Regions from separate parts of the Homo sapiens genome. Here all the other regions are linked to region 1. A link is an interaction called in ENCODE POLR2A ChIA-PET data of the cell type or tissue named here. Cell type or tissue: A673. All regions are shown on one strand. Each heading gives the region's core, and the rest is flanking DNA. Links, peaks and the distances in the headings are about the cores only. Region 1 has its middle 11 kb from the start of KCNG1. Region 2 has its middle 130 kb from the start of MIR3194. Region 3 overlaps LOC124904928 (a long non-coding RNA gene).

What was found. Peaks named below come from ENCODE experiments on the same cell type or tissue, not always from the same donor. Only the 100,000 strongest peaks of a DNase experiment are listed, where the experiment ranks them.
Region 2: POLR2A ChIA-PET joins it to region 1 with 5 read pairs; 5 of 35 experiments call an interaction of 5 or more read pairs at or near these places.
Region 3: POLR2A ChIA-PET joins it to region 1 with 6 read pairs; 1 of 35 experiments calls an interaction of 5 or more read pairs at or near these places.

The regions. Positions count from the first base shown.
Region 1 is chr20:51,028,478-51,039,245 of GRCh38, reverse strand. No RefSeq gene overlaps it. Among named protein-coding and RNA genes, the nearest start is that of KCNG1, 11 kb to the right of the region's middle. RefSeq lists an enhancer at 3,615-4,599. In A673, for the core only: no CTCF peak of the experiment used is centred there; a DNase peak (open chromatin) is centred at 5,355; H3K27ac peaks cover 2,486 bases.
Region 2 is chr20:51,322,173-51,332,940 of GRCh38, reverse strand. No RefSeq gene overlaps it. Among named protein-coding and RNA genes, the nearest start is that of MIR3194, 130 kb to the left of the region's middle. RefSeq lists an enhancer at 3,985-4,863. In A673, for the core only: a CTCF peak has its summit at 6,473 (motif pointing right); no DNase peak of the experiment used is centred there.
Region 3 is chr20:50,376,771-50,387,538 of GRCh38, reverse strand. LOC124904928 (a long non-coding RNA gene) reads left to right here. Exons shown (of 2, transcript XR_007067641.1): 1 at 1-115; 2 at 1,012-1,913. Among named protein-coding and RNA genes, the nearest start is that of LINC01271, 61 kb to the right of the region's middle. RefSeq lists a silencer at 8,043-8,471. In A673, for the core only: a CTCF peak has its summit at 6,624 (motif pointing right); DNase peaks (open chromatin) are centred at 6,231 and 6,648; H3K27ac peaks cover 2,500 bases.

The DNA.
Region 1 (10,768 bases), core at 4,184-6,683:
TTCAAAATTGTTAAATAGGAAAATTAATTAGCCACCGTGAAGTAACTCTATCATGTTGTCTTTTTAAAGGTGATATGTGAAATTATCTTATTCCTTTCTGTGGTTACATGAATATTGTCCCCCTCTCCCCCTGCACCCTCTAGACTTAGAGCTTTGCGTGGGCAGGGACATGTCTGTCTTGTTTAATTGTATATTCCCAGGGTCTGGCACATAGTAGATGATCAATACGTGTGTCAAATAACTAAGGACCATGACAATAAAGGCGGTAATTTACACTCCAGAGTAATATTCAAAGGAAATGTTTCCCATAGCCTGCAAAATGTTCAGCCTATACCCTAGAACAATAGTTCCTAACCAGAGGCAATTTTGCTCCCCCAGGGAATTCTCTTTTTCACTTTTTTTTTTTTTTTTTTTTTGAGACAAGGTCTCACTGACACCAGGCTGGAGTGCAGTAACACGATCTCGGCTCACTACAGCCTCAACCTCCTGGGCTTAAGTGATCCTCCCACCTCAGCCTCCCGAGTAGCTGGGACTACAGGTGCACGCCACCACTCCCGGCTAATTTTTTTTTATTTTTTATAGATATAAGGCCTCTCTATGTTGCCTAGGCTGGTCTCGAACTCCTGGCTTCAAGCAGTCCTCTCACCTTAGCCTCCCAGTGTGCTGGGATTACAGGCGTGAGCCACCGCACCCAGTCTTATTTTTTATTGGAGTCATTTTTGTTTGTCACTACTTGTGAGGTGAGTGCCATAGACATCTAATAGGTAGAGGCCAGGGATGCTACTAAGCCCCCTGCAATGCACAGGACAGCCCCTCAAGAGAATTATTCTCCCTCAAATGTTCAAAGTACCAAGGTTGAGAAAACCCTGTCCTAAAAACATAAGGTATTTGAATTGAAAGAAGCCTCAAGTATGGCAGCACAAGACTCATTTTACTAATGCATATGCCAAGGTAGAGACAAGGAAAGAACTTGTCCAAAGATATGGAACAGGGGATTGTGGGAGCTGAGACGAAGACTCAGGCCTCCTTTGCCCAGGCTGGAGTGCTGGCTGCTGACCGCGGGACCCCCCAGGCCAGAAATGAGGATGGATTCAACACTGCCCAGTGGAGAAAAAGAGGGCCTCTTTCCCCACCCCCAATAACAAACAGGATTCTTGACTTGGTATCAAAGCCAGAGAGTGACAGCAGGCAAAGGCGGCTGGCTGAGAACTGCCTCTAACCCCTGAGCTTGGTACAATGCGCTGTACTCCGCATATGAGTGCCAAATCACAGCAATTAGCCAGCGTTGTGCCCACCTGCCAACTTCACACTGGGCTAGTGGCCCAGATTGCTAAAGAGACATGCCCGCTGCAGCTACATGCCTTGGCAACCACAGGCAGTGTTCTCTGCTCTCCTTGGAGCTGGGACCACGGGGCTCCGGCTGCGGGGTATCGCGTACCTGCTATAGAACGGCTTATGAGCTCCCAACAAAGAAAAGAGGGCCTGCAGTTTCCCCCACACTCTTCCTACAGCTTCTCAGGAAGCATTCGGCCCTGCCCACCACCCACCCATCTGTCCTCCCTCGCCCCAGGAGAGGTGCTCCCTTTGGCTGGAGTAAGGAAGGGAGGAGGAAGGAGAACCAATCGCCACTTGAAGCATTTAATAAGCTGGAATCAAGATCTTGTCTACAGCCCCCCAGCAGACACTGGGTGTCTTACATATGGATGGGTAACAGAACTGCTACCCACACCTGGGATCTTAAAGGAGTTTATGGATTTTTCCATCAAGGACCAATTTAAGTGGATGGGTTGGGCTGAAAACAGCTTTCATTCCCAGGTCCTCATGGCGACCAGTAACCTATTTTGCATCTAGACTTGGAATTTCTAAATCAACAATGGAAATGGGAGCTGGCAGCTGATTAAAAAAACCAATTTTGTCCAAGACTCAGCTGTTTACGCAGCACTTCTACATCCTGAACCTCATCGACTCTTCACAACCATCTGGAGAGGGATGCAGAGCAGGGATTTTTAGCTTCACGGAACAGATGAGTATCTGGGCTCAGAGGGCACGGTGACTTGTCCAAAGTCATACAGCTGGTAAGCAGCGGAGCTGAAATTCAAAGTCAGGCCTTGTACCTTGTGGAAATGTTGGTGGAGTGATCAAAGTCCAGCCCAGTGCATCCTTGCAAGACTGTGCAAAACTCTTTAATAAATCCCTAGGGGTCCAAAGAATACTGTTTGGAGACCCTCCCCTCCACAGCCCTTTCTCCATTCTTCTCTGTGCCCTTGGACGCTGACTTGTACATGACTCATCTCTTCACTGGGCTTGGCCAATGTGGAGGCTCAGCAAGATCAGAGAGAGGAAGGAGAATGGGGTTGCATCAGGCTGCATGGGGCCTTCACCTGAAGGTCATTAGTCCTCTCAAGACAGCTCTGTGTCACAGTGTTCTCCCCTAGATACCTGCCCTTGAAGATCTTCTCATCCCATCTGACCTAAAGGTAGTGGCCACTAATTAAAACATGCAGTAGAGCAAGTGATAATAAAAAGCCAAGGAGATAAAGAAAATGGGGATGGAAAATGCAGATGTCTACACGCAGTGGTGGGTTTGTCGCAATTTTAAATAGGGGGACCAGGAAAGACTCACCACGAAGGAAACATTTGAGCAAAAACCCATAAATAAGTGAATGACAGAGCCATGCAGGTATCTTGGGGAATAACTTTCCAGATAGAGGAAATGGCACATGCAAAGCCCTGATCTGAGAGGGAGCCTGGTGTGTTGGAACAGCAGCAAAGGGTAGCCCAGGGCACGGGTGGATGGAAGGCCCCAGGGATGGACTAGACTCCCAGGAATGCAAGTGGGGCAGGAGCCAAAGGAACAGGGTGAGGACGAGGATGGCTCAGCACAGCAAATCCCTGACTAGAGGAAAAAGAACATGAGGGGCATGCTGCATAGAGAAAAGATCCGTAACTCAACTCTGTGCCTTCAAGAAGTAACCATTGAGTGAGTTGAGTGTCCTTAGCCAGGGACATCATTTTCCCACATGAGCATGAAATAGCTGCCCCTGTCACTCTCTAACCCTCACCTACTTCACTTTTCCTTTATTTATCATTGTCTGTCATTACATGCACACTTGTTCTCTTGTTTATTGCCTCTCTCACACACAAATACTTATGGCATATGAAAGCAGAGACTTTACTTGTCATGGTCAAAGTCATAGCCCCAAGATCCCAAGCCCCAACTAGAAAGCGTGGCACATAGTAGGTGTTCAGTTAATGTTTGTTTAAAGATGAATACATGAGTAGATCAACGAGTGTACAAATGACTACTATTGCTGATAACTATATTTTTCTCCAAAAGATTATTTATTACAATCCACATGAAAGGAAACGCAAGAAGAGCTACCAGCATTACCAATAAGAGTAAAGCATATCTTTTAAGCAGTCAGGGTTCATGAGTCAAGAAAGCATTTGGCACACAATAGGTGCTGAATAAATATTCACTGGGCGGACTAGGGATATAACTTGACATGCTCAGAAAAGCATTAGCCTGGGAGTCCAAATTCTGCTCCCCACATCCCCATTTCTAAATGCCACAATGAGCTGTCTTGAAATGTGAGGCTTTATGCTTTCGTTGTCTTCTCTCCCTAGCCTTCCCGTGTCACTCTTTCCTGGTAAGTCAGAGGGATCTACACTGTGTAAAAAAGAATTAAAATCGTTTCAGCAGAAATGAAAGGAGAAATTGATTAGGTTCTTTTTTTATCTTTTTCTCGCTTCAAAAGGCAGCTCTTGAAAACAAACAGGGACAGCCCCAAGGGGAGCAAGGCATAAAGTTTACACCATAATGAGGATATGAAAAGAGAACATAGAAATTGCCAGAGACCCCCATTCCCAGGGCGCTGGGGGAGACTCAGCTAGGAGGGGACCGGACTTGAAGGGACAAAGTGAATGGGATCTGAGTCAGCATCCAGAGAGCCCCAGAAGCCAGAGGCAGAGGTTGCAGTGAGCCGAGATCGCTCCACTACACTCTAGCCTGGGCGACAGAGTGAGACTCTGTCTCAAACCAAAAAAACAAAAAAGCTTAGGGCTTAAGCCAAGCCCTGCAGACCACCCACTGCCAATTAAGTATCCCCCTGAGCTCTTCAGAGCCAGACAGGGGCCTTCTATAGGCAGCTGCTCAGAGGTCTTCAAGGATCACCCAGTGGGACAGTGCCCACCTAAAACCAGGACTGGAGTGAGTGCTCACTGAACCAAACCACTGTGGGCCAACCCTCTTGTCAACAGCCTGAGATCCTTCTAAGTTCCATCTCCTGGTGTGCAGAGGGCTGCTGGTAGTGTATGGGGCAGAAGCCCCAGAACCTGGACCCATCTGAGACCAGACAGCGAGTGGCCAAACCCAGGCCTGTTTTGTGAAGCCTTGACCTCTATAAGCCTCCATGTCCTCTTCTGTAAGATGACCAGAGTGACCCTTGATCATCACAAGCAAACAGCTGGCAGATGGAGAGAAGTGGGACTTTCCTCCCCCTTGAAGTGCTCTCAGCAGCATTTGTGTAGGAGAAGCATGGGGGAGGGGGTGGTGAGGAAGACTAGAGCCAGCCTGGCACAAAAGAGAGATGACTCCTCGGGAGCTTGCTTCCAAATAGCTGTGACGGCAAGCCAGACCATCTGTTCCAGAAGTTCTCTTCTTGAGGAAGCAATGGTGGGATCAAGACAACAAGCAGTCATTCATCCATCCATCCATCTACCCAGTCATTCATTCTACAAAGATTTATTGAGCATTTTCTGTGTGCCAGGCACTGGGAATAAAACTGCAAACAAGAAAGCTCAGGGTTGGCCAGGCGTGGTGGCTCATGCCTGTAATCCCAGCACTTTAGGAGGCCGAGGCAGGTAGATCACCTGAGGCCAGCAGTTCAAGACAATCCTGGCCAACATGGTGAAATCCCATCTCTACTAAAAATACAAAAATTAGCTGGGCATGGCAGTGGGTGCCCGTAATCCCAGCTATTCAGGAGGCTGAGGCAGGGAGAATTGCTTGAACCAGGGAGGTGGAGGTTGCAGTGAGCTGAGATCGCTCCACTGCACTCCAGCCTGGGCGACAGAGTGAGACTCTGTCTCAAAAAAAAAAAAAAAAAAGCTTAGGGTTTCATGAAGCAGACAAGCATTTAAAGTTACTTAAAGACAAGTGTTTACCTACAGTTGTCAAAAGTGCTCCAAGGAAAATGTACAGAAATCACGATTGTCTACTGCGAAGAGTCTGAGATTTACACTACTTGCAAGTTAGCAAGTTTTGTGGATGCTGGCAGAAGATGCAAGACTCCTGGGTCAAAGACAAAGGACAGTTGATGACTCACAGCAACAGCAGTAGCCAGATTACTGCTACTTGCATCACTTCCTCAAGTCCCAATTCCCACAGGGCAGTGCAAAGCCATGTGGAGAGCTGCATTATAGGAGAGGAACCATAAGCTCAGGAAACCCAAAACAGCATTTGTGTCTGTGGCAAACACACACACACACACACACACACACACACACACACACACAACATAAAATTACCACCTCAACCATTTCTAAGTGGACAGTTCAGTAGTCTTAAGTATTCACCTTGTTGTGTAGCAGATCTCCAGAATATTTTCATCTTGCATAACAGAAACTCTGTATCTACTGAACAACTCCCCATTTTCCCCTCCCTGAACCCCTGGCAACTACTATTATACTTTCTGCGTCTATGAATTTGAAAACTCTAGGTACTCATGTAAGTGGAATCATATAGTATTTGTCTTTTTGTGTCTGGCTCATGTCACTTACCATAATGACCTCAATTTTCATCCATGTGGTAGTGTGTGCCAAAATTTCCTTTCTTTTTAAGGCTGAATCATATTAAGAAACCCAAATCTTTTATAACAGATAGTAAACATACCTGCTCTTTGCTCTGAAGAAAGACACCATCTCTATCTTTCAAGGCAGTTTACTATGTGAACATTCTCTAAAATGTAATCTGGAACAAAGGCAGTCAGGATGTTTGCTTGCAAGACATGCAGAAACACAAGACTCCCATGGAAAATTATCTCCCAACAGCTATCAATCCAAAAGAGACTCGTTCGTACACTCATCCATTCATTCAATTCACATTCATCCTTGCTGAGAACAGGACAGCAGTGAAACACAGTGCTACAAATAATAATGGGCTTTGTCCTCACATAATTTACAGACAGAAGACCCCAGTACAAGCAGGTAGCATAACACTGTGATTGAAGACATATAAATTTTCTTTTTTTCTTTTTTTTGGAGACAGGGTCTCACTCTGTCACCCAGGCTGGAGTGCAGTGGCACAATTATGGCTCACTGCAGCCTCAAACTCCCAGGCTCAAGTCATCTTCCTGCCTCAGCCTCCTGAGTAACTGGGACTACAGGTGTGCACTACTATGCCTGGCTAATTTTTTTTTATTTTTTAATAGAAACCAGGTCTCACTATATTGCCCAGGCTGGTCTCAAACTCCTGAGCTCAAACAATCCTCCTGCCTTGGGGATTACAGGCATGAGTGAGTGTTGGGATTGCAGGCGTGAACCACTATTGGGATTACAGGCATGAGCCACTGTTGGGAATACAGGCGTGAGTGACTATTGGGATTGCAAGCGTGAACCACTGTTGGGATTACAGGCGTGAGCCACTGTTGGGATTACAGGCGTGAGCCACTGTTGGGATTATAGGTGTGAGTGACTGTTGGGATTGCAGGCATGAACCACTGTTGATATTACAGGCTTGAGCCACTGTTGGGATTACAAGCATGAGCCAGTGTTGGGATTACAGGTGTGAGTGTGACTGTTGGGATTGCAGGCATGAACTACTGTTGGGATTACAGGAGTGAGCCACTGTTGGGATTACAGGCATGAGCCACTGTTGGGATTACAGGTGTGAGTGACTGTTGGGATTGCAGGCGTGAATCACTGTTGGGATTACAGGTGGGAGCCACTGTTGGGGTTATAGGTGTGAGTGACTGTTGGGACTGCAGGCATGAACCACTGTTGGGATTGCAGGCATGAGCCACTGTTGGGATTACAGGCATGAGCCACCGTTGGAATTACAGGTGTGAATGACTGTTGGGATTGCAGGCGTGAACCACTGTTGGGATTACAGGTGTGAGCGACTGTTGGGATTGCAGGCGTGAACCACTGTTGGGATTACAGGAGTGAGCCACTGTTGGGATTGCAGGTGTGAGCCACTGTTGGGATTACAGGCATGAGTGACTGTGGGGATTGCAGGTGTGAACCACTGTTGGGATTACAGGTGTGAGTGACTGTTGGGATTACAGGCGTGAGCCACTGTTGGGATTACAGGCATGAGTGACTGTTGGGATCGCAGGCATGAACCACTGTTGGGATTACAGGCATGAGCGACTGTGGGGATTGCAGGTGTGAACCACTGTTGGGACTACAGGAGTGAGCCACTGTTGGGATTGCAGGCGTGAACCACTGTTGGGATTACAGGTGTGAGTGACTGTTGGGATTACAGGCGTGAGCCACTGTTGGGATTACAGGCGTGAGTGACTGTGGGGATTGCAGGCATGAACCACTGTTGGGATTACAGGCGTGAGTGACTGTTGGGATTGCAGGTGTGAACCACTGTTGGGATTACAGGTGTGAGTGACTGTTGGGATTACAGGCGTGAGCCACTGTTGGGATTACAGGGGTGAGTGACTGTTGGGATTGCAGCCTTGAACCACTGTTGGGATTACAGGCGTGAACCACTGTTGGGATTACAGGCGTGAGCCACTGTTGGGATTACAGGCATGAGTGACTGTGGGGATTGCAAGTGTGAGCCACTGTGCCCAGCGGACATGTGATTTTCACCCAATGAGTTCACTCCTAAGAATTTATCCAAGGGAAATGAGTGCACTTTTCCACGTGTTCTCTGAGGAAGCAACACTTGAGCTGATCCCCAAAGGAGGGAAAGGAGGAACCCTGAAAAGGGCTAGAGGAAGAGCATTCCAGGAAGTTGGGGCATAGGGAGGTTTCCCTGAGGCTTGGCCTTCTGAGATTCTAAAGAGGCAACCTAATATAACGCAAAAGGGATGGGCCTAGGACCCAGGAACCTGTCAGTCCTGCCTCTTCCAGTCACTTGCTATGCAACCCCCACAAGTTCTTCACCCTCTCTGAACACAGAGAACCTCTGACAAAACGACCTCTAGGAGCTGTTCCAGCTATGAAGATCCAGGGGCATTTGACAGGACAATTGCAAAGCACAGACCACGCTCTCTCAAGGTTTTGAGACCAAAAGGACAAATGACCGAGGGACCAAGTCCACCCAGGCAGTGTTCTGGACAAAACAAATTGCATCTCAGGCCAAAGGGGATGACAGCTGAGGCTCCAAGGCTCTGACAGCCTTTGCTGCTACAAAATGAAGATGTTCTCCTGTCTTCCTTCCCGTCTGCAGGAACGAAACAGGGTGGCAAAATCCCAGAGCATTCCACTCAGCTGTCGACAGCCCTGCGACTGGCTGCAGCCTCGGAAATAAATGGTCCCGTCAGCTGCTAGGGAGGGTGAGCTCAGGATTTCAGATGAAAATGAAATAAGAGGGAACGCAGCCCAGAAGCAATGCAAAGTAACGGGAAGGGGACGAAAAATCTTCCACTGCAGCAAGACGGACGCTAGAATGGTGCAATGGGACGCTGACCTCAGATCCGGGGACATGGGGAATGAGCTCATCCTGGGGGACCTGGCTGGTGGGCCCTGTGCTTCTGGGATCCAGGGTCTGTCTGAGGGGACCTGGACCTGGCTGGCAGGACCACTGCTTTCTTCTCTTCCCCACCCCCACCCTTCCCTCCTCTTGCGAAAGCCATATACTTCTGCATGTGTCCAGATCAAACAGCCTACAGTAATACACCTGAGGGGCTGGCTAGCTTCAACCCCCTGCTAAGGAAGAAAGCCTCAAGCCTGACAGACTCCTAGCAGGAGGGAGACAAATTACAATCCCAAGAGATGGGACAACACAGCAATAGCTCTCTAATCTGGGGGAGGAAAGATGACAACAATAACGAAATCCAGCATCTACCAGCACCTCGGATCCTGCTGTAAAATCCAGCTTCAGGGTCTTTCTGTGTGTGTTGCCATCACAGCTTCTCATGTTCTGGCTGTGTAATCCTGAGCAAGTTATTCACCCGTGTCTCATTTACCCCATCCCAGAAACAGGGAAAATCATGTTACCCACTATGTGGGGTTGTTATGAGAATGAAATATAAAAACTTTAGAATAGTATCTGGCACATGGCACATTCTCTCAAGAAGTCAGATTCATTTTGGTTTTTATAACTGTGTTGTTTTGTATTCACATGAAATATAGCTCTACCTGTACACATAACCCACATCACATCAGCCAGGTTCAAACACCCATCTGAGTTCATTGATACTAAGTATCTATGGACTGGATTCATAGTAAGCACCCTCCTGCCTGACTCTCTCCAACCCCCAACCACTCAACAGTCTTGGGTGCTCACACATCCCCTTTTCCACGCCCACCCTCCCTTTGAGCTACCTAAGCATCTGCCAGTGTGCAGTGCTCTGATGAGCTGTCTCTCTTCTTAAGAAAGAGAAAAGTTGAACCAGGACTTAAAATCTCAGATGCCTACAGGGACCAGACAGGTAGACAGGTAAAGGGTTCTAGACTTTAAGGAGTGGTGAGGAGTGTGACAAACTGGAGAACCCAGGCCCCAGCTAAAGGAAAATGTTGCTACCAGCTCTAGCCAATTTTTGCCAGGCAGGAAAGCAGGTTCAGAATTGGCACATCTTCTAAGTTTTCAAGGGAAGCCAGAAATCTGGATTCGTATGCGAAAATCTCCTAATTTTCAAATATTGGCACATACTTCATTATTTTTAAAACATGGAAGTCCTGGGAAGATACATGAGTTTGCACCCTCTGAGTAGAGGGGAATGAGCCCTCCAGCTATTACCAACTATCAGGCAGTGCCCTCTCCCTGCAAGAACCAGAATCTCGTGGCTGGGCTGAAGCACCAAGGAACTCTAGACAGATCTTAATTAAGTGCCAGGGAGAGTACCTATTAGTTGATAAAGGCTTAGGATGAGGGTAGGGGGAAGAGTCCCCTGAGGGCTGGAGCAGTGGAGGAAAGCTGAACGCAGGAGGTGGACTTGGAAATGGGCTGTGAAAGTTATCAGGAGGCGGAAAAACTGAGGGACAAACCACAACCCAGAGGAGGGATGGAGGGAGATGGGGTTAGAGACAACTGGAAGCTTTAACTTCAAGCTTCGTCCCTTCGAGTGTGGATCCAAAATGTAACACTGCAGCACTCTCTTGAGGAGGATTCTATTAGGAAGGTGCTATACACTGCTCGGGGCTGATGGCATCTGGAGACAGCACAGAGGATGCAGGCTTCCTCCCAGGAGAAAAGACAGTGCACAGTTCCCTCGAAGTGTCCTCATCCTCCCTGGAAGTCCTCCACTGCTGCAGGCTTCTCCCGGTCCCCGGATCTGCTCATGGGCAGTCTCCTGCAGTGGAAGGTGAGCTCCTCCAGGGCTGAAAACGTGTCTTTTGCATCCCAAGTGCTTGCTCAGTGCTTGGCATATAGAAGGTCCTTAAACAATGTTTATCCAATGATCTGGGGAATGAAACCAAAAAACAAAAAAGCGGGACATCAAAGAATAAGGTACAGAACCACATTTCCAAAACAGAAATTTCCTCCAGGACAGGAAAAAGGCATGAAGGCACTGAGGCTCATTGCATACAGCTGCTGCAAAGATTTTGTGTTTGCACAGAGGAACACCTCGAGTGTAGAGCCAAGAAA
Region 2 (10,768 bases), core at 4,476-6,975, 290 kb before region 1:
GCATACGGGAAAGACTCAGTGAACATTGCTATATAAGTTTAACTTTCACTGAATACAAAAGAAACCTAAATACAGCTTTAAAAAGGAGGGGCAGGGGCCAGGCACGGTGGCTCACACCTGTAATCCCAGCACCTTGGGAGGCCGAGGTGGGTGGATCATCTGAAGCCGGGAGTTCAAGACCAGCCTGGCCAACATGGTGAAATCCTGTCTCTACTAAAATACAAAATTAGCCAGGTGTGGTGGCAGGTGCCTGTAATCCCAGCTACTTGGGGGGCTGAGGCAGGAGAATCACTTGAACTTGGGAGGCGGAGGTTGAGGAGAGCTGACATTGTGCCATTGCACTCCAGCCTGGGCAACAAGAGTGAAACTCCATCTCAAAAAAAAAAAAAAAAAAGAGGGGCTACATCAATGACAGACTGGATAAAGAAAATCTGGTACATATACACCATGGAATACTATGCAGCCATAAAAGAGAATGAGATCATGTCCTTTGCAGGGACATGTGTGGAGCTGGAAGCCATTATCTTCAGCAAACTAACACAGGAACAGAAAACCAAATACCTCATATTCTCACTTGTAAGTGGGAGCTGAACAATGAGAACATATGGATACAGGGAGGGGAACAACACTCACTGGGGCCTGATGGGGGATAGTGGGGGTGGGAGAGCATTAGGGAAAAGAGCTAATACATGCTGGGCTTAGTATCTAGGTGATGGGTTGATGGGTGCAGCAAACCACCATGGCACATGTTTACCTATGTAACAAACCTGTATGTACATCCCGCACATGTATCTTGGAACTTATAAAATAAAATAAAATAAAATAAAATAAAATAAAATAAAATAAAATAACCAAATTATTCTCACAAAGCCTCAGTTTTTCCACTTGGAAAATGGAAATAATAATGGCACCCCTATAAGATTATCAGGAAGATTACATGTGACTGTATTGGTCCAGCACCTGACACTCAGAACATATTCAATAAGAATCACCTAGTATTGCTTTCATAACCTGTAGAGAAAAAGCAGTAACATCTAACATCTGGGCCTCGGACGTCTCAAAAGTGCTCTATTGACTTTTTCTTTTAAACCAATGTACCGAATCCCACTCGGTTGGCAGGAGGCCACGGGCGGATTTGGGGCGGCACAGAGCACAGCCGAGTGCCAGGGTGTACCCCGCCGCAGCATTTTTCCAAGGCTCTGCCTGGCTGGCCCTGCTCGCAGTGGGAGCTGTGGTCCCCGCAGAACGGCGCGTCCTGGGCAGGCTGCGCGCGGGTGATTCATGCATTCATGCATATCTGTGGGAAGCTGGGAACCAAGCTGGTGAGCTCGGCTGCCAAGTAGGCCTTGCTGGCCCTGCTTTCCCCTGGGGCTGGGCAACCCCAGGCTCCTTCGTGACTCCTCAGAATCTCGGACACCCCCTGAATTCCACCCTGGTGGGCCATTTGTGGTCTGTGCCCCATCCAGGGCCTGAAAGAGGTGCACCAACCTCCTACATGGATTCCACAGATCCTGATTCAGACAGCGAGCACCCCGGACTATAACGATACCTGGGGGAAATAGACAGAGTCTGCGCACCACCGAATTCCAGCTGGTGGACTTCAGACCCGGGTTTGAAGCCTGGCTCTGCCACATCCTGATCATGTGGACTTAGGTAAGAAATATAAGCTCTGTGAGCCTCAGTTTCCTCATCCGGCAAGTGAGGAGGGCCACAGTGTCTACCCTGTTTGGTGAGGACTGAAGATGGCAGTGCTGGGAGGGGCCGTGCCTGGCACCAAGATGTGTCCGGGACCATGAGCTACTGTGACCAGCATCTCATCACAGGGTTTCTGTATCTCAGGGTCCAGCCCCTTACCTCTCTGGCCTCATCTTTTGCCATCTGTGTCCTTCACCTGTCCTGACCACACCAGCCTCTTTGCTGATCCCTTGACACACTCAAGCTCCTGCCTCCCAGCCTCTGATCTGCTCATCCCTCTGCCTGGAAGACCCTTCCACATGGTTCACTCATCTCCTTCCAGTCTTTAATTGCCTGTCACCTTCTCAGTGAGATCTTCCCTGACCACCTTACTTAAAGTTGCAATCCCCTCCCTCACCAGTCCCCTTCCCTGTTTGGTTTTCCTCCAGAGCTCTTATCCACCACCTGGCAGGCTGTATATTTTGCTCATTTTTGGCCCATCACTCCCCAGGTATTAGTTTTCTTTTGCTGCATAATGAGTTGCTCTAAAAACATAGTAACTTAGAACAACAAATATTGATTACCTTACAGTTTCTGGGAGTCAGGAGTTTGGGAATCAGCTGGGATTGAGTCATCTGAGGGCTCAACTGGGCCTGGAGGGGCTGGTTGCAAGACGACTGCCTCATAGGGCTGCTGGTGCGAGGCCTCAGTTCCTCACTACGTGAACTTTGCCATAAGATTGCTTGAGGCTTCACAGCATGGCAGCAGGCCTCCCCCAGAGTGAGTGACTCAGTTTTACCACTTGGAAAATGGGAATAAGAAAGGCACCCCATAAGACTGTCATGAAGATTAAATGTGACAAAACAATGTAACATATTGGTATAGTACCTGGCATTCAATACATGTCCTCGAGAGAGAGCAAGGTGGAAAGCACGTTGTGTATATGATCTTGCTGCAGAAGTCACTGCCATGCCATCATCTATCTATCATCTATCTAATCAATCAATCTATCTATCCATCCGTCTATACATCTATCCACCATCTATCTACTATCTACCTATCATCTATCTACCAACTGACCTATCATCTGTCATTTATTTATTATCTGTCTATTATCTACTATCTGTCTATCTATCTATTTATCATCTATCTAATCAATCCATCCATCGATCCATCCATTTATCCATCTGTCTATACATCTATCCACCATCTACCTATTATCTACCTATCATCTATCTACCTATCATCTGTCTATCATCTATTTATCATCTGTCTATTATCTATCTACCATCTGTCTATCATCTGTCTACCCATCTGTCATTTATTTATCTATCTATCTATCCATCCATCATCTACCTATCATTTATCTATCTACTTATCATCTGTCTATCATCTATCTATTCATCTGTCTATATATCCATCCACCCACCGACCCACCCATCCAGCCATCCAGCTATCCATATTGGGTGACACAAGTCATCCCTATTCAGTATGGTTGTGAGTACCAGGAGGCAGGGATCCCTGGGGCTCTCTTGGAAGCTCACTCCCACAGCCAACCAGAATATAAGTTTCATGGGAATAGGGCTATGTCTGTTTTGTTCACTGCTATATCCTCAGCTTCTAGAACAATGCTGAGTACCTAATAGATTCTTAATCTAGTTTGTTGAATGAATGAACCAGACAAGGTGAAACTTAACCAGTGAAAGCAGCACATGCAGGTCTCTCTGAAGACAGACAGAGCACAACCTCTTCAACAGTGGTTCTATGAAGAACTCCAAGCATTTGCTACAACATCAGGGGAAATGAAAGAAGAGGGAGCAGCTTCTGTACACAAAGCCACTTCTTCATAGTAGTCCCAGAATGTTCTGGTATGCGGGAGAGATGTGGCAGTTTGTGTTGGAAAGGACAATGGATTTGAAGGTGGGCACAGAGCACGCGGCTGCAGTGCACCCACGTGGACACCCTTCTGCGGGCTCACCTGGTTGGTGTGGGCATGAGAAGATCAGGCACCTAACCCTGGCTTGGCACTTAAATCAATAAAGTTTAGTTTGTTATACTTAAGCAGGCGTGATCACACCCACTCTGCCTAGTACCCAGGAATATAGTAAATTCATTAATTCACATCACTCATTTACTCATAACTCTTGACTTCATGGAGTTCACAAGTTAGTGAAAGACTCAAATGGATTGATACATTCTGAAAATAGTGCCACACAATGTGTTGTGCTGTTGTTATGTGCCTTGATGAATTGCTGTTTCGTTTATTGAGCACCTACTGTGTGCGGCCACTGTGCTAAATCTTATATGTATCAGCTGTATGCAGTAGGTGCTCTTAATCCTCTTTTTACAAGTGAAGCTATGCAATCTCAGAGAGGTTAAGCAACTTGTCCTAGGCCACCCAGCTAGTAATTTGGATCTAGGTTTTGTGACCTCGGAGCCTTTCCTACTATGTGGTAACTTTTTGCTTAGGGACGTTTTAAATATCTACATTTAAACTGACAGTGGGAGTAATATTTCTAATAAAAGCCCTAGTCAATTCACTTACTGCCATTTGCCTTTTAATGTAATAATTGTGGTGGATTTGGATCATGTCAACTCAGCTAAGTTGGAATTCTCAGAATTCCCTTCCCTGCATTGTTTCTGGTTAGCATAGACCAAAAGACATTTTGAGTGAGACCCGGGAGGGGGAAGCGAAGTGGCAGGTAGACTGCTGCCATGCTTGGAAGGTGGGCATGGAGCACGCGGCTGCAGTGCACCCACGTGGACACCCTTCTGTGGGCTCGCCTGGTTGGTGTGGGCAGCAGCTAAGCCTGCAGCTTCCAGTCCCTGTGGATCCTCCTTAGTGTCTCTGAATCCTGGCAGAGGCCTGTTTAGTTCCGGGATGAAGAATGCCACCTTTTCCTGCAGATCACCTGAGTGAGTAATCACAGATGGCTGCTTGGAGGTGGCAAGAGATGGACGGGGGGTTTCCAGTCTGTCATCCCGGGTTCCAGCTTGTCCTGGTGGCTCCAGTTTGTCGTCACTCCCTCCCACTTCCCATCCATCCTTCCTTCTTGGTGGCTGCCCTGCTGACTTGAGGATCCAGCGTCAAATTCAAAGAAGCAGCCCCATGTAGACTGGTGAACCAGCTCCCCAAGTTGCATAAGGTAAATCTCTACGATAAATCCCTCCAGTTGATTCTGCTGTGGTCAAACCCTGATACAACAATTTAAGCCTGAATCTCATTTCGTGTACTTTAATATATAATAACTCAAGCCTGTCTTCATTCCTCCATTGTTTTCAAATATTTAAAGCAAATACCTATGAGTATGTGAGGGATACCTATGTCTGCCACACATCATGGTTAAAACTCTGTTTGAAGATTTTAAAAAGCACCTTGGCAATGCCTGGCAGGTCTGTCTGGAAAGGAGCAGAGAGGCCAGGGTGGGAGGGAATCCCCCTGCCTTCGACCCAGACGCCTTGGTTCTCCCAAATCACTTGATAGATTTTCCCCAGACCTGTCCCTGAGGCCCTGGACTTGGCTGTGGCTTTGAGGGCGGGAACGCCTCCGAGCTGGCCGCTGGGGAACGCGGACTGTCTAGTGGAAAATCCTGATGCCAACTAGAGCTCTGTGTCGTAGGCACACGGCTAGACTGGAGGGACGCGCCCACACGATAGGAAGTGATGTGTCTTGCTGGACAATGCCAGCAGATACTATTTGATATTTATAAACTTTTCCAGACTCTCAGAGCAGAAGATGAGCAGCTTCATTTTTACAACCACAAATAGTACATTCCTAAGCTTGTACGTGTGTGTATACATATATGCATTAGAATGACTGAGTGTAACTCACAAAAGAAGAAAAAACAATGAAGCAAATCCATGACTGAGTTTCCATTGGCCTAAAGGAGAATACAATAATTCATAAATACCTCTCCATTTATACAAAGGAAGAAATGCGGTCAGGCACGGTGGCTCAGGCCCCTAATCTCAGCACTTTGGGAGTGCCGAGGTGGGAGGATCACTTGAGCCTGGGAGTTCATGACCAGCCTGGGCAACACAGCAAGACCCTATCTCTACAAAACTTTTAAAAATCAGCCAGGCATGGTGGTGTGCGCCTGTAGTCTCACCTATTTGGGAGGCTGAGGTGGGAGGATCGCTGGAGCCTGGGAGGTCAAGGTTGCAGTGAGCCATGATCAAGCCTCTGCACACCAGCCTGGGTGACAGAGTGAGATCTTGTCTCAAAATAAAATAATAAAATAAAATAAAATAAAGAAACAGCAATGAACAAATGGAGGTCTGTGAACTTCCATTTATCCAAAGGAAGAAAGAACATTTCACAGAACCAGAAACATTCACAAAATCTTCTCTTTTACAAAGGTGGAAAGACTAGCCTCAACTGTTTACCCCAGGAGGTCAGAAAACTATGACCCACAACTGGCTGTTTTGGTAAATAAAGCTGTATTGGAACACAACCATGGTCACTCTCTTACTTATTGTCTATACTGCTTTCATGCTACAACAGCCAAGTTCATTAGCTGAGACAGGGATGTATGGCCCACAAAGCCTCACATATTTATTATGCAGCCCTTTAGTAAAAGTTTATGGACTTCTGGTTTATTCCATAACCTTTGGGACCACTGAAGCATCCTCCCTATTGCTTTCACATTTTCTTGAATAAATTGAGCCCCTTACACCTTCAGCAGCAGGAAGTCTAATACTTCCTCTTGAGCACCTCACTTTCTCACCACTCCCATTATCCAAGAATCCTGGGATTTACATGGTCCAAAGAGGATCAGTCCTATTTCCAAACAACAGAAACCTACACTAAAGCCATCAGGTCTCATGGCCACCAGGGGTCACTGTTAAGCACAGGCTGTCCTCTGAGCTCAAGATCCACTGCTCCCCAACACAACGCTGGGACTGCTGGGGCCTGACAAGATTCCAGCTCAGCCAGTAGCCCTGTTAGAAGCAGTCCCCTGTGAACCTCATTAAGGCGCTCAAGCTTTGGCCAGGTGCTCCCACCCTCTTGATGATTTCTTGTTCTGGATCCGTCCCCAGCCACGTGGGTTTCCTGTCTTTCTCCAGTAGATGTTAGGTGAGAGCCCCAGAGTCCACTCTGATGGCTTTTCCCAACTTCAGGTCATGGGGAGCAATGATGGATATCTCAGTTCCTTCCTTCCCTAGAGAACCTGGCTCCACATGCAAACGGATGCAGCTCCCCCAACCCCATCCCCAGCAGCTAGGTCTTTCTGGTGAGAGACGTGCTTTGGTCAGGTTACAGGAGTTCTTTTACAACCACCCTCAAGAAATGTCCCCTGTTCGCATTAACTAAGAAAGACCATTTCATTCCTAAACAAAGAAGATTTATTGCAAGGAGAGGCGTGGACAGGTGCAGATACCTAAAGAAGATAACCTGGATCCAATGTCGCTGGGTCTTTGTTCACACCTCATAGCTTCTTCCCTGGTGGTTCAGGCAGCTTCTGAGATGGTCTCTGTGATCTTCACTTTCTTATATTCATGCCCTCAGGTAATCCCTTCTCCTTGGGTAATTTCCATCAAACCAACAGCATACCTCAATATTGGGGGAATGCCACATCTGTGATTAGATTACAGAATAGTTGGGCTTCCATCTTGCTAGCAGACCCTCTCCCTCGCCAGCTGTGAGGAAGCAGCCTGCCAGGTTGGAAGGCTCACATGGTCAATAGTCAGCTCATGCTGAAATCTGCCCTGTGGCGAGCGGGGAGCCGGTGTGGCAATGAACTGACGGAGTTCTCCATCCAACAGCCAGTGAGGAGCTGAGGCCCTGAATCGAAGAGCCCACACATGACAGAATCCTCCCAACAACCACATGTGTGAACTTGGAAATGGAGCCGACACCAGTTGAGCCTTCAGATGAGATCCTAGCCCTGGTTAAGACCTTGATCGCAGCCTTGGAAGAGACACTGAAGGAGAGGACCCAGCTAAGCTGTGCCTGGATTCCTGCCCCACAGATACTGTGAGATAGTTTTAACTGTTTGTTATTCTAAGCTATGAGGTTTGTGGATGATTTGTTATGCCACAGTAACTAATATACCTGTCCACAGACCATTTCAGCACTAAACACACGGGAAACTGTCAGGCTTTACAAATGTATTGACCTTTAAAATGCCTACATTTTGCAGCAGAGAGTAGTAGATAAATAGAAGTACTTCTCAGAAAGATAAAATGTCTAACCTAAACAGGTGAACATTTGGGATTACCTGACAAAGGTCAAGGAGAGTAACAAATAGCTGACCCTTCCTCCCAGGTCCAGAGACTGGCCGGCTTTTGATGTGAGGGGTGGAGCATGCATCCAGCTCTCTGAGGCTATGGAGGGTGCCTGTCCACCTCTCCCCACCTACTCCACCTACTCCCACTTCCTGGACCACTCTCTGCAAATCAGTGAGCCCCATCTTCTATTCTGCCTGGCCTGGATTCACAACCTACCGAGCTGCTCTGAAAGGGAAATCTGGGGAATGACATTTATCAATGTAATTGACCAAGAGGAGCTGGCATTTCCACGACTACCTCTGCTGCTCAGAAAGGGCATCTAGGAGTCAGCTGGAAGCTCCTTCTCATATCATAGCTCACTTAATCCTCACAGACTCTTGTTTTGATGGAAGCACTAATATCCCCAATTTCCAGATGGGGAAATGGAGGCAATTAGAGAGTAAGAACCCTGACCCAGGTCATAAGCTAGTGAAGGGACAATCTGACCCAGGCAATGGCCCCAGAGTCTATGCTTTTAACAGGGGCCCCATATCACTATTCACCCACCTAGGATTCCCCATCTCCCCTCTATGTTGAATGGCCCCTCGGCTCTCCTAGAGGACCATTGCTCCCCAGTTCTCAGCTCAAATAGTGATGGTGGGAAGGATTGTCCCATTGTTTTTCTGTGTGTGCACACTCACACACACACACTCACACACCCTCTTATAGTCACGTGTGCACTTGCACACACTCACCTGCACAAGCGCTCTGAAGCTCCAGGTCAGAGCCTGTAACACGGGCCTGACGCATCACCACGCTCCACAGCTCTGCCTGCGCCAAGGGTTCCCTGCCCGCACCCAAGCCAAGCTGGGCCAAATCAACCCTAGGAGGTTTGAGAAAAGGGATGCTCTTTTTCCAGGGCCTCACTGAGCTGTAGGATGCAAGCCTGAAACTACTGGTGATGAAAAGAAAAGCAGAAAGAGAAAGCGCGATCCCTGAACACGTTCTTTAAGCCCCAAGATTCAGCCAGGCACAAAGGTTCATCAAGGTCTGTTTAGGTTCATGAGTCAGGATGGCCCCTGAATCGCTGGAGTCAGTCTGAGGTTGGTTTCTGTCACTTGAGACCAAGAAAAACTGAGCATTTCAGCAGAGAAAGGGGTATCTGCAGGGCTGCTAAGAGATTGCTGCTCCCAAGGCTTTAGACCTGCCCAAGGCAGCTCGCACCTGGGCACGTCATGCCTGAGTTCTCTGCTGCGCTGCCAACCGGCATCCACCTTCCAACCTCTCCTTCCGCCAGACACAAGGCCCAAGTCCATGGGGTCCCTATTCCTCTATCCTAAAGTCACACCACACACACATTGACTCTGAGCCTTGCCTTCCTAACACCCAACTGGATTTGTCTTTCTTGTTTTCAACGAAAGCTAACAAGGTTTCCCAGGAGCTAAATCGAGAAGGTATAAGGGAGAAAGACTAGATTAAAGAAAAACTCCAGCTGACTTCCAACCCACAACGTAAGGACCCAGGCAGTGATAGAATGTGAAAGCTGGGAAGAACTGAATTTGAGTTCCTCATTTTACACATGAAGCAACCCGGGGCCAGAGAGGTGAAGTGACTTGCCCCAGGTGTACACCAAGTTACCTATGCGTGGGTACCTCACACAACAAAAGTTTTTAAAAGCTAAAATGTATTGCAGGCATAGTGTGTGCCAGTCACGGGCTCAATGTTTTCGCGGTATTATCTAATTAGATCCACCCCCAGTCTTCTGTAAGTGGTTACCATTATTAGCTAATTTTCAGATGTTAAAACAGACTCAGAGAGGATGTGTGACTTCCCCAGGCTCACACAGCCAGTAAGGAAGGAGCAAGGCGGGCCGTCAACCCAGGCAGCTAGATTCTAGGGCTCTCCCTCTTCACACTTCTCCCCTGCTTTGGACAAGTTTCACAAAATGTTACCTCCCTTGGAAGGCAACACAATTGATTCAGGCTCTTCAAGAAGTCTTCCCTGAATGAATTCTCCAACCCAAAGTGAGCAGGCCTTTGTCTGCACCCAGCCTTCTGCTCTAATCTGGATCCCACCATCCGGCCCAGAGTGAATGACGACGTTGATTTCTCCCGTAATTGTGTGTTGTGTGTTCAACACTCATCCACACATTTGCCCTCTCTTAACTGAGCATCTGCAGTGCCAGGCCCTGTTCTAGGCATGAGGATACAATACTGAATGAGGCAGACAAAAGTCCCTAGCCTCACAGAACTGATGTTTTAGTGTGGGAGACAAGTAATAGGTAAATAACCAAACATACAGCATCAGGCCAGGTAGTTACAAATGCTATGGGGGGAGAAACAGGGTAGGAAGGATAGAATAAAATAATGGGGATAGTATTAATATTTTGGACAGAGTGATCCTGGAGGGCTTCCCTGAGGAGGTGACAGATGGGCAGAGACTTGAGAAGAGCATTCCCGGCAGAGGACACAGCAGGAGCAAACGTGTAGGGGTTGGATGGTGGAAGAAGCCTGGGATATCTGAGAAGCTCCAGGAGGGATTTGGAGGCTGAAGCGGCAAGGAAGGGAGCGGGGGAAGGTAGGCAGGGCTCACATGACATAAGGCCTCATGGGAATCTGGGTTTTCATGATTGCTTTTTGGGGGATGGCGGGGTCCTAATACCCTCCTCACACCTGGCCAGAGGAAGGATCTGGGCCCCTTAAAGTGGGCGCAGGAGCTGCTTCTCTGCAGTGGGAAGATGCTGCCTTCACTCAGAACAATAGCAGCTTGAGAGAGCTGACTTGGGGAGGGGTCGCAGAGGTGGAAAAAGTGACTCATTGCCAGCCCTGGCAGGGGACCCTGCAATGGCCATATCTGCTTTCTGCGTGAGTGTGGAAACCTGCAC
Region 3 (10,768 bases), core at 5,211-7,710, 650 kb after region 1:
TGAAGTTCCTGCTTTCCTGGGTCTGAAGCTCTAGCGGGGAACACAGGCGATAAGCCCAGAAACAGATGAAAAAATACGGCGCATTCCAGCGACGGTCAGGGCAGAAAGAGATAAGGTGAGTGGAATAAGAGGGACCGGAGGGCCACCTTAGGCAAGAGCTTGGGGACGACCTCTCAGCAGAGGTGACATTTTGCCGAGACGGGAATGACGAGAAGGAGACAGCGGTGGGACTCCTGTCTCAATGGTCACTCTGATACTCAGGAAAGCACTGTGGCTTTTGGGCATTTAACCGGCCAAACTTTTTTGCCTAATTATATTTTTATATTTTGTTATTTATTTATTTAATTTATATATTACATGTTTGCATTTTCTAAAAACCAAAAGTAGCCATGCAGTGTTTTATAACTGCCTATTTTTCCTACTTGAAGCCTCAGTTTCCCCATGTGTCAACTGGAGATGTTCTCAGTAGCCACCCCACGTGAAGGCAAAACACAGGCCGATGTGAGGATTTGCTAAGGAAATGACCTATGGAACACAATTGATCCAAAGATGAGCAATTATTGGTATATTTTTATTATCATTTTATTATTATTTTTATGAGTCCCAAGAGGTGGAGATTGGCATTTCCATTTTGCAGGTGAGATTTTTCAGCCTCAGAGAGTCACACATCAAAGGCTGAGATGCGAGCAGTTGGACAGAGGGCAGGACGGCATTCCTCTGACCCCCCAGCCTGAATACAGTGAAACCTCAGCCAGATAGAGCCCCTTTTTCTTGGGAGAGGAAGTCGAGGCTGAAACCAGCTGCTTCTTTTTGGTCGTTTTTTTCCCTTTCTGCGATGTTTGTTTTTGTGAACATCGTACTTATCTGATGTCACAGGTTTTGGGAACCTAAACCACAGACATAAATACATTGTGTTGTGCTTTGAAGGATTGTGCAGCGAGATAAGTGAGTTTGGTGATGGGGGGATACAGCGTGCATGGACGCAGGGCTTTTTTTTTTTTTTTTTTGCAGAACTAAGAACGTCAATGTTTGTTCTCGGGTTCAAAGAAGTCAGCGTCTTTGGCGGGAGCTGGGCCACCATCGCCCGGACCACGCTGGGGTGCTAAGTGCTCACATCCTCCCCAGCACTGTCCTCAACAGCCAAGAGGCAGGCACAGGGGAAAACCCACCAGCAACACCAGCACCACAGCGTCCACACCCGCCGAGGATGCTGCACAAAAGGCCCATGGACCAGGGTGCCTGGGGGCAGGGCATGCTGGGCACCGTCCATCTTCTGGCAGCTTCTGGTTAACCCGAAAATCCTGTTTGGTTTTCCTGTGTCTTTTGAGAATGTCACTCAAACCCCTGAATCCTCTCTGTGATCTAAGTGTCATGAGGCCTGCAAAACCTCGCTTCCTGCAGCAGACTTCTCCGCTTCCTGGCCCCCATGAAGACTGTTATCCACAAGTAGCCAGAGGGATTCTGTAAAAATCAAAGTCAGGGCAGGGCCCTCCTCTGCTCAAAACCCTCCCATGGCTCCCTACTTCACTCAGGGAGGAAGCCACGCCCATATTGTAGCCTCTTCCACCTCTCACACTCATTGCACAGGCGGCCACCAAGCCCCTTTCTACCCCAGTGCCTTTGCACTTGCCACCCCCTTACTTCATTGCAATCCCTTCTTAGCAGAGAGGCTGACCCTGAATTCCCTCCTGAAATAGTGACCCTTCTCAAATAAGTCTCCCCTCGCCTTGCCTTATTTGTCTTCATATCTGTTCGTCACTACCTGACATGTTAGATATTTATTATTTTCTCTCTTGCCGTTGGGCCTAAGTTCCCAGGGCCTCTCATGTTTCTCCAGCGCCCAGAGGCTGACTGGCTTATGGAGTGAGCGCAATCATTTCCTTTTGTGTGTGAATAAATGAAAGAATCTTGGACCTGACCGCTTCAGACCAAGGGGTTTAGCCCAGGTCTCTGGGACAATGAGGATTCTTAAGGATTTTTCACTGGGGATTGACAGAACCAATTGGTTTGGGAGAGATCACTGCAGCTTCTGAAAGAAGCCACCTGTCCCATGAGGGCATGTGCCATATGGAATACAGACAACTTGATATCAGTGCCCCCCTCCTCGGAGGGTGGGGGGAGGGGGGCGGGTGTTTCAGGAATTAAATCAGAAAATATTGGGATGAGGCTTAGCCCTGTCCTTGGCGCACAGGAAGTACTCAGCCAGTGGTCATGATCAGCATCAGCTGTAGCATGAACGGACCATGGAGACAGGTGGGCTTGCTGACATCCAGGTTCCCAGATTGGGCAGCTGCATGGAGGGGGTTGTGTGCCATGGGAATAAAGGAGGAGGGAGTTTGAGGTGGGGCTGAGGCTGAGGGTGCTGAGGTCAAAGCAGGAGAAAGATCTGGGAGTTCTGTGAGATGTTCAGGTGGCCTGCCCAGTTGGCAACTGGACTCAGGAGAGAGCCCACTAATGGATTTGGGGGTCTTTAGTGCCAACGTGGTGACTGAAAACTAGAGAATGGTTGGGATGGCCCAGAGACCACACATAGAGACAGAAGAGAAGAGCTGGCATGGAACGCTTAGGGCCCCACAGTGTTTGAAGGGAGAGAGAAGAGGAACCCATATATGAGACCAAAACAAAGTCAGAGAGATCGGAGGAACATCAGCAAACAGTGATGATAAGGAAGACAGTCGCCCATGTGACTGTGGTTCCTCCCACAAAAGGGATGGAGTGTATTTGCCCAGCCTTGACTTCAGTTCGGCCATGGGACTTGCTTTTGCCAATAGCATGAGATGAAAGTGACAGTGTGTCATTTTGAGACCAAGCTTTAAGATCTCTTGAATGTGGCTGGGCGTGGTGGCTCATGCCTGTAATCCCAGCACTTTGGGAGGCTGAGGCAGCGGGTCACAAGTCAGGAGTTTGATACCAGCCTGGCCAACATAGTGAAACCCCAGCTCTACTAAAAATATAAAACAATTGGGCGGGGCGCAGTGGCTCACATCTGTAATCCCAGCACTTTGGGAGGCTGAGGCAGGCAGATAACGAGGTCAGGAGTTCGAGACCAGCCTGGCCAACGTGGAGAAACCCCATCTCTACTAAAAATACAAAAAATTAGCTGGGTGTGGTGATGCACACCTGTAATCCCAGCTACTCAGGAGGCTGAGGCAGGAGAATCGCTTGAACCCAGGAGGCAGAGGCTGCAGTGAGCAGAGATCCGCGCCATTGCACTCCAGCCTGGGTGACAGAGCAAGACTCCATCTCAAAAAAAAAAAAAAAGAAGGAAGGAAGGAAGGAAAGGAAAGAAAGAAAGAAAGAAAGAAAGAAAGAAAGAAAGAAAGAAAGAAAGAAAGAAAGAAAGGGAAAGAAAAAGAAAGAAAGAGAGACAAAATAATTAGCTGAGCATGATGGCACACACCTGTAATCCCAGCTACTCGGGAGGCTGAGGCAGGAGAATTGCTTGAACCCAGGAGGCGAAGGTTGCAGTGAGTTGAGATCACGCCACTGCACTCCAGCCTGGGTGACAGAGTGAGACTGCATCTCAAAAAAAGAAAAAAAGAGATCTCTTGCATGTTTCCACGTGGCTGTTGTGCCTGTGCCCCCACTATCAGCAGCCATGCCCAGAATGGCCCATTGGTCCCAGGAAAAGGGCGAGGGACCCGTGAGGCAGAGCAGAGCCAGCCCAGCCAAGACAGCAGAACTCCAGCTGAACAGGAAATATATTAATGGGTCCAGCCAAGGTCCACCAACCTGCAGCCAACTCCCTATTCAAGAGAATAACAGGTTGGGGGTGGTTTCTCAGGCAGCATTCTTGTAGGCATAGGTGACTGATCCACGCTGTGAGATGGAAATGAAATCGCAGTGAGCTGAACTGAAAAGAGGATGGAACAGAAGAAGTTCCGGTGAATAGAGGTGGAGCAGACATTGTCAACTGCCCAACCACAGCTCTTTTCAACTCTCCTCCCTAGGTGGGAGAACACTTTTTTTTGAGGGGGCATCAGCACATGCCTTCAAGGAAGGGACCCCCTCCTGAAACTGAGGGGATAAAACAAGTCTCAGGATGGAAGCCCACACACTGAGGATGGTAGAATGCAAACAGAAAGAGAACACAGGTTTTGGAAGATGTCTTTCAGCCATTGTATCAACAATTCTTGAACTACTGGGGCAGACACTGCTCAGTGCCTGCCCAATGCCCTCGCTCCTTTTCTTCCTTGTTGACAGAACCCTGACTTTATTGGGATGGCAATGAGCCAGCAAAACGCACTCACTCCCCTAGACTGCCTTGCAGCCAGGAATGGCCACGTGATCCAGCATGACCAATGATATGAAAGCCAAATTTTCCCAGTGGGGCCCCCAGAAGAGCTTTCTGAAAAGAGACAAACATGGTGGACACACTGCTCTGCCCTTGTCCCCTCTTCCAGCCTGTAATGTGGACATGAGCTGAGGGTGGAATGGTCATGCTGCAATTATGGCCAACCATGAGGACAGAAGCCACATGTTCGAGATGGCTAAGCAAAAACTGGGAAAGTGACCAGGTGCGGCGGCTCATGCCTGTAATCCCAGCACTTTGGGAGGCTGAGACGGGCAGATCACTTGAGGTCAGGAGTTCAAGACCAGCCTCGCCAACATGGCAAAACCACGTCTCTACCAAAAATACAAAACTTAGCCAGGCGTGGTGGCGGGCGCCTGTACTCTCAACTACTCGGGAGGCTGAGGCAGGAGAATTGCTTGAGCACAGGAGGCAGAGGTTGCAGTGAGCCAAGATCACACCATTGCCCTCCAGCCTGGGCGATAGAGTGAGACTCTGTCTCAAAACAATAACAACAACAACAACAAAACTGGGAAAGAACCTGAACCCCTGGTAGCACCCCTGAGTCACCCCATCAGCTCTGGATGCCTCTGGATTTCTTGTAGCAGGGGACAATATAAATAAATGCTGCCAGGGGTCAGGGTCTGTGTTCCTCGAAGCTGAATGCATGCCTGTCAGAGCCGCCATGCCATCTCTGGGTTTTCTGAATGTACAGGAAGACACACTTCCTTAATGATAAAGTCATTTGAGTTGAGTTTCCCTGCCCCTTGCAGTTGCATGTGTCCCAGGGAATACCTGGGTTTTGTAGTGAGCTGACTTCTAACAAACTGAGATATGCCTGATTCTAGACTTGAGTGAAATGGGGAAAAGGGAACACTTTTGCCATTCCTGGAACACCCGCTGGTGAGACAGAGGCCACATGATTTCCTGTGCACGTTTCTGCCACGATCGTTCTAGTCCTTAGCTAAGGACTCAGGGTCTACTTCCACTTTTGATATCTGTGTACTAATCACCTTCAGGTAGGTTTTTCTCCCTGGAGGAAGAAGCCAAGGTTCAAGGAGGAAAATTTACTATCCAAGGCACGCAGCCAAAGCTAGACTGAAACCCAGGTCAGCCTGATGCTGAGACGATCCTTTTTTTCTCCTTTCTGGGTTCCTGTCTCCTCATCGGTAGAATGAAGAGATTATTCAAGATCAAAGTTTTTCAAAAATTTCGTTTCAAAGCAGGCAAAACCCTTTTACAACTGAACCTTTACTTGTCCAACCTATAAAAAAAAGATGAAAGAGAAACATCTCTGAGTAAGGAGGGTCAGGCTGCCTGCAGCTCCACCCCAAGCCCCATGGCCTACAGGCACCTTGCTGGAATCCTGGGATTTGGGGGAACTTTCAGGAAACGCCAGCCTAGATTATCTCAGGGCCTTTCGAAAAGTCTCTGATTTTTCAAATATTGCTAAAATGTTGCACAGAAGACAGGCACGCACATGGCAAAACAAAAACAAAAACAGAAGCCACAAGTTTTCCTTTCAACAGTGCAAACGGACAGGCAAAATATCATCCTTCCTCCCATCTCTGACTTGCCATTTTTACCACGCGAAAGTCAGGAAACCTGAGCATCTACCAGCAAATAGGTAAACACATTCCTCACTCTCTCCTTAAGACACACACAGACACACACACACAGACACACAGAGACACACACACACAGACACACAGACACACACACACAGAGACACACACACAAACACACACACGCACACACAGACACACACACACACACACACACAGACACACACCCACACACACTTTGTAGCATTCTATAATCACTGTTTTTCATCTCATTTTTCTAGGCTAATATTACATCTTGGCTGTTGTTTCAAATCAGTACAGCGATATCTGCTTTATTCACTTCAGTCTCAGCACAGGATTGAAATACTCTTTAATTCATGCAGCTACGAAGGCCCCTAATCTTGGATATTCACATTGTTTGGAGGCTTTTGTTATGTCAAAGGATGCTGCAATGAAGGTCCTTATATAATGCATCTAGGTGTACATGTGTTGATTTAGATCCTTCCTTCCTTCCTTCCTCCCTCCCTCCCCTCCCTCCCTCCCTCCCTCCTTCCTTCCTTCCTTCCTTCCCTCCTTCCTCCCTCTTTCTCTCTCGTTCTTTTTCTTCTTGCTTATTTTCATTTTCAAATTTTTATTCCACGAACATGTACCATTTGTATAATAATTAAAAGGGTATGTTTACAGACCCAGGACTCAAACTTCAGCCAAGTTAGATAAACAGCCCCACGCATAAGCACAATTCAGAAAGAAAAAAATCCAGCCCCTGCTGCTGAGGCCTGTTTGGCCGGGAGGTGGCATCGCTGGAGAATCTCATGCCAAGATCCAGCCCCTGCCTGTTGCGATCATCCTGGAGAGCAGGGCCTGGGTTCCAGTCCTGGCTGAGCCACGAACTTCCTGGGTGACCCAGGTAAATCACTGTGCTAAGTATGGTACCTTCTCTGGGGAGGTTGATGTTATTATTCCCACTTCCCAGATGAAGAATATTAAAGACTGAGAAATGAAGCACTTGCTAATCTCTCCTACATCAATCAAGAAGTCATCCGGCCTAGAAATGCACCCTGAGTCTTCCCTACCTCCCCGGCAAATATCACCTCACCCACGAGGATTGCCAGCTCTGCCCTCACAATAGAGCTTCTCCCTTACCAAATCCTCAGCATGGCCTTCGAGGCCCTCTGTGGTCTGCACCCCCACCTCTCCAGCTTCACCCACGTCCCCATCCCTGCACTGCACTCTTCCCTGGCTCTCTCTGCACCAGAGCGCCAGGCTCATCCCACTGCAGGGCCTTTGCATTCGCTGCGCCCTTTGCTTAGATGCCTTTCCTTCCCAGCAGGCCCAGGACTAGGTTGGGGCAAGTGAGATCCCCAGGGTGAAGCTTTCAGGAGGCTCTCACTCTCAAATGCCAACCTGCGCGTGGCTGAGACTGAGAGCAAGCGCCTCCTTCTATCCTGCATGCGAGGCACCTCCTGAGCCCCTCCCTCATTAGGGCTGGCTTCCTGGATCCGGCTCTTCTCATGACTGGGGTCTTTGCTTAAATGACCCCTCCGCACAGAGAGTTCTCCCTGACTGTCTCAAACGGGCAGCCCTGCTGTTCTCAAACCTACCGCACTGTCTTATTTTCTTCATTGCCCTAATTTCAGAATTTGTGTTTTGTGCCCATCTCTGCCTACTAGATTAAAAGTTCTATGAGGGCAGCGACTGTGTCTGCCTCGTTCTCAGATATTTCCCCACTGCCCAGCACAGGGCCAGCACTCAGGAGACAGTCAATACCTGGAGTGAATGAATGAATGAATGAATGGGCTAGTCAGTGTCAGAGCTAAGGTTTGAACCCAGGTTTGCCTGCCTCCAAAGTCAGTCATCCCGGCCATGACCGAGAAAGGCGAGAGTGGGATCTGATCACGCAGGGGACCTGGGACTATGGCTGGTGTCCCTGCCTGTCCTGCTGGGAACCCTGCATCGCAAGGACAGGTTTTCTGAGGAAGCTTCTAGGAAGGGAGGGGTTTGGCCCCAGTCACCAGGGACTTCTCCGAGCCTCAGGCCTTCGGTGGGGCCAGCTGTGGCCCCCCTTCTCCGTTCTAGTTTTTATTTTTAGCGTCAAGTTTTTGGGCACAGTAGACTCTCCTTAGGAAAAGTCCAACGAGAGGACAAGGGAGGCGGTTTTGAAATCCGGTGGGAAAGTAGGTCAGGCTGGGTTGCTGGCCGGACTCCAGACGATAAGGCCTGTGTGGAAGTTTAATAACGTGAGCGGCCATATCCATGACATAATTCATAACTGAGAGGAAATAGCAATTAAGGGGCAATTGTGCAACGCGAGACAAGCCTCCTTCACAGCTCATAAAAGCAGGAGGAGGAAGAGACGACGCTGTCATTCCGGGGCCGCTGGGGGCCTGGCTGGCGGCCTGTGGGGATCTGGGGATAAGTCAGTCTGTACCTTGGGGGGTTTGCACTCATCTTTCCTCGCCCCCTCAGGACCCAGGGAGCTGGGAGGATGTAGAAGCAGACCGAGCGCCTACTACGTGCCTGGCTCAGGGTCGGGCTGGGGTACGAGTGTAAAAACGCCGGGTGTTTCGCTGCGGCTGGGAGGTTTGGATGCAGCTGCGCTATTTTGGCGTTGCCTTGTCAAAACGGAAAATTGCTTTGATTATCAAGTGAACTGTACCCCAGACACCCGGATCCTTAGTCCATCTCCCCTGCCCCCACCCTTCAGCGACTGTGGACTTTCAATTTCTCTTGTATTCGTTTTTCTGTGTGGTGGTTCCACAAGCACCATTTGCTTTTATCATTAGTTTTTAAAAAGCTACTAAATCCACACTGGCCCCTTCTCTGTTCCTTGAACTGGCCAAGTGTGTGCTGTCGCCGGCCCTTTGCGCTTGCCGTGGCCTCTGCCTGGGGGTTGCTTTGCTTTTCCGCTAGAGATCCATGTGGCTTGGCCCTCACCTCCTTCAGGTCTTCACCCAAACGCCTGCTTCCCTTGGAGCCCCAACTGACCAGTCTTTTTAAAACTGCAAACCCACCTGGCGTTCTGGATCTACTGTTCCTGCTTTATTTTTATCTACAGCACTTACCACCAATTAACCCTCTCCACAGGCTGTTCACTTATTTTGTCGTCTGCTTGTTCCCACCAGCGCCACCAGCAAAGGAATTTTTGTCCGTCTTGTTCTTGGCTGCATCCCCAGCACCAGAAACTGTGCCTGGGGCATAGTAGGTGCTCAGTGAATATTGGTGAATGAATGAATGAATGAATGTTTGCCATTGTAACTGACGGCCCATGAGATTATAATATGTTGACTTTGTTATTATAAAGCTCACCATTCACTGTTTGCTTTGGGGATGGCCTGAGAATGACTCAAGGTCAAGCCTTCTTGGATGCTGCTGGTGGGAGCAGAAGTTGGAGTGACCAGGGCTGGCTCAGCTGGCTTGGGTATTTGCAGCTGACACCTGTTCTGACTGGTCAGGGATCAACTTGGATATCACCGCTCCCCTCTGCCCTTTCTAAAGAGCTCCTTGGCCATTTCTGTCAAAATTTTAAACACATCCACCAGCTGACCCCACCTGTTCATAAGCATTTTCGTGCAAAGGAGCAAAGCTCTGTATGCAAAAGGGGTTTCTTGGCTGGGCACGGTGGCTCACACCTGTAATCCCAGCACTTTGGGAGGCCCAGGCGGGTGGATCACCTGAGTTCAGGAGTTCAAGACCAGCCTGGCCAACATGGTGAAACCCCGTCTCTACTAAAAAAAAAATACAAAAATTATCGGGGCGTGGTGTTGCGCGTGTGTAATCCCAGCTTCCCGGGAGGCTGAGGCAGGAGAATTGCTTGAAGCCGGGATGCAGAGGTTGCAGTGAGCCAAGGTCGCACCACTGTGCTCCAGCCTGGGCAACAGAGCAAGACTCCATCTCAAAAAATAAAATTTAAAAAAGGGGAGGGGTTCTTGCAGAACTCTTCACAACAGCGCATGTACATACACACACACACATACACACACTCTGACTCCCACAATCAAGGATACACACATCCCCTCCCCACACTCACTCACACACTCATGTAATTAACCATATACACTTATTTTGTCATTCACACACCCAGACGCACACGAGTACATGCTCAGCAATGTGCTGGCACACTCAGCCATACACGCTGCCCCCTGCCCGGCTCCCACACACGGCACACAGATGCCTACTCACTCACACATGCTTAGCCACACACGTGCACACACACACACCTGTGCACAAGCTCACTCACCTTCCTAAAATCTTACATTCACATGCCAGACACACAGTCACCTCCATACACACGTACCGCACACAGTCGACCCCACCCTCCGGCCACATCTGGACACAGACCCTGCCCCTCTTCCACAGGCCACCACCCCAGTGCGCTCATCTCCTGGCTGTGTTTTGAGGAGTGGGGACAGACGCCTGGTCAGTGCATGCCTTGACCCCAGCGCCCCTGGCCCTCTCCACTCTGACCTGCTTGATGTGGGCAAACGGGACCGGAGCCAGCTCTGAAAGCCCCGAGGTGCATAATGCCCACGTCAGCCCTGACTGTGCTGCCTCAGGGCACGTCTGCCCGGCTCATCTGTCCCTGGGCACCCGCCCACTTCCTCCCCACCAGTGGGTGGCCAGGCCTTGCTGACATCAGGTGGTTTCTGGGCCTACCTGGCACCCAGGAGAGAGGAAGGAAGCAATCTGTCCCAGCCACGAGAGCCAAGTGAGGAGCCCAGGACAGGCCCCGGGCCTTGGTGAGCCACAGCCCCTGCGGCTGCATCTGACAGGGCTGGCAGCTGGACTGCCCACCCCTTCACCTGCTGGGACACCATGGCCTGGGCCAGGCAGCAATTCAAGAAGGACTGGGCTCTCTGAGTTACCCCCGAGGTGGTGCGCTCCTCCCCTTCCCAACCCTCAGTATAACAGCCGC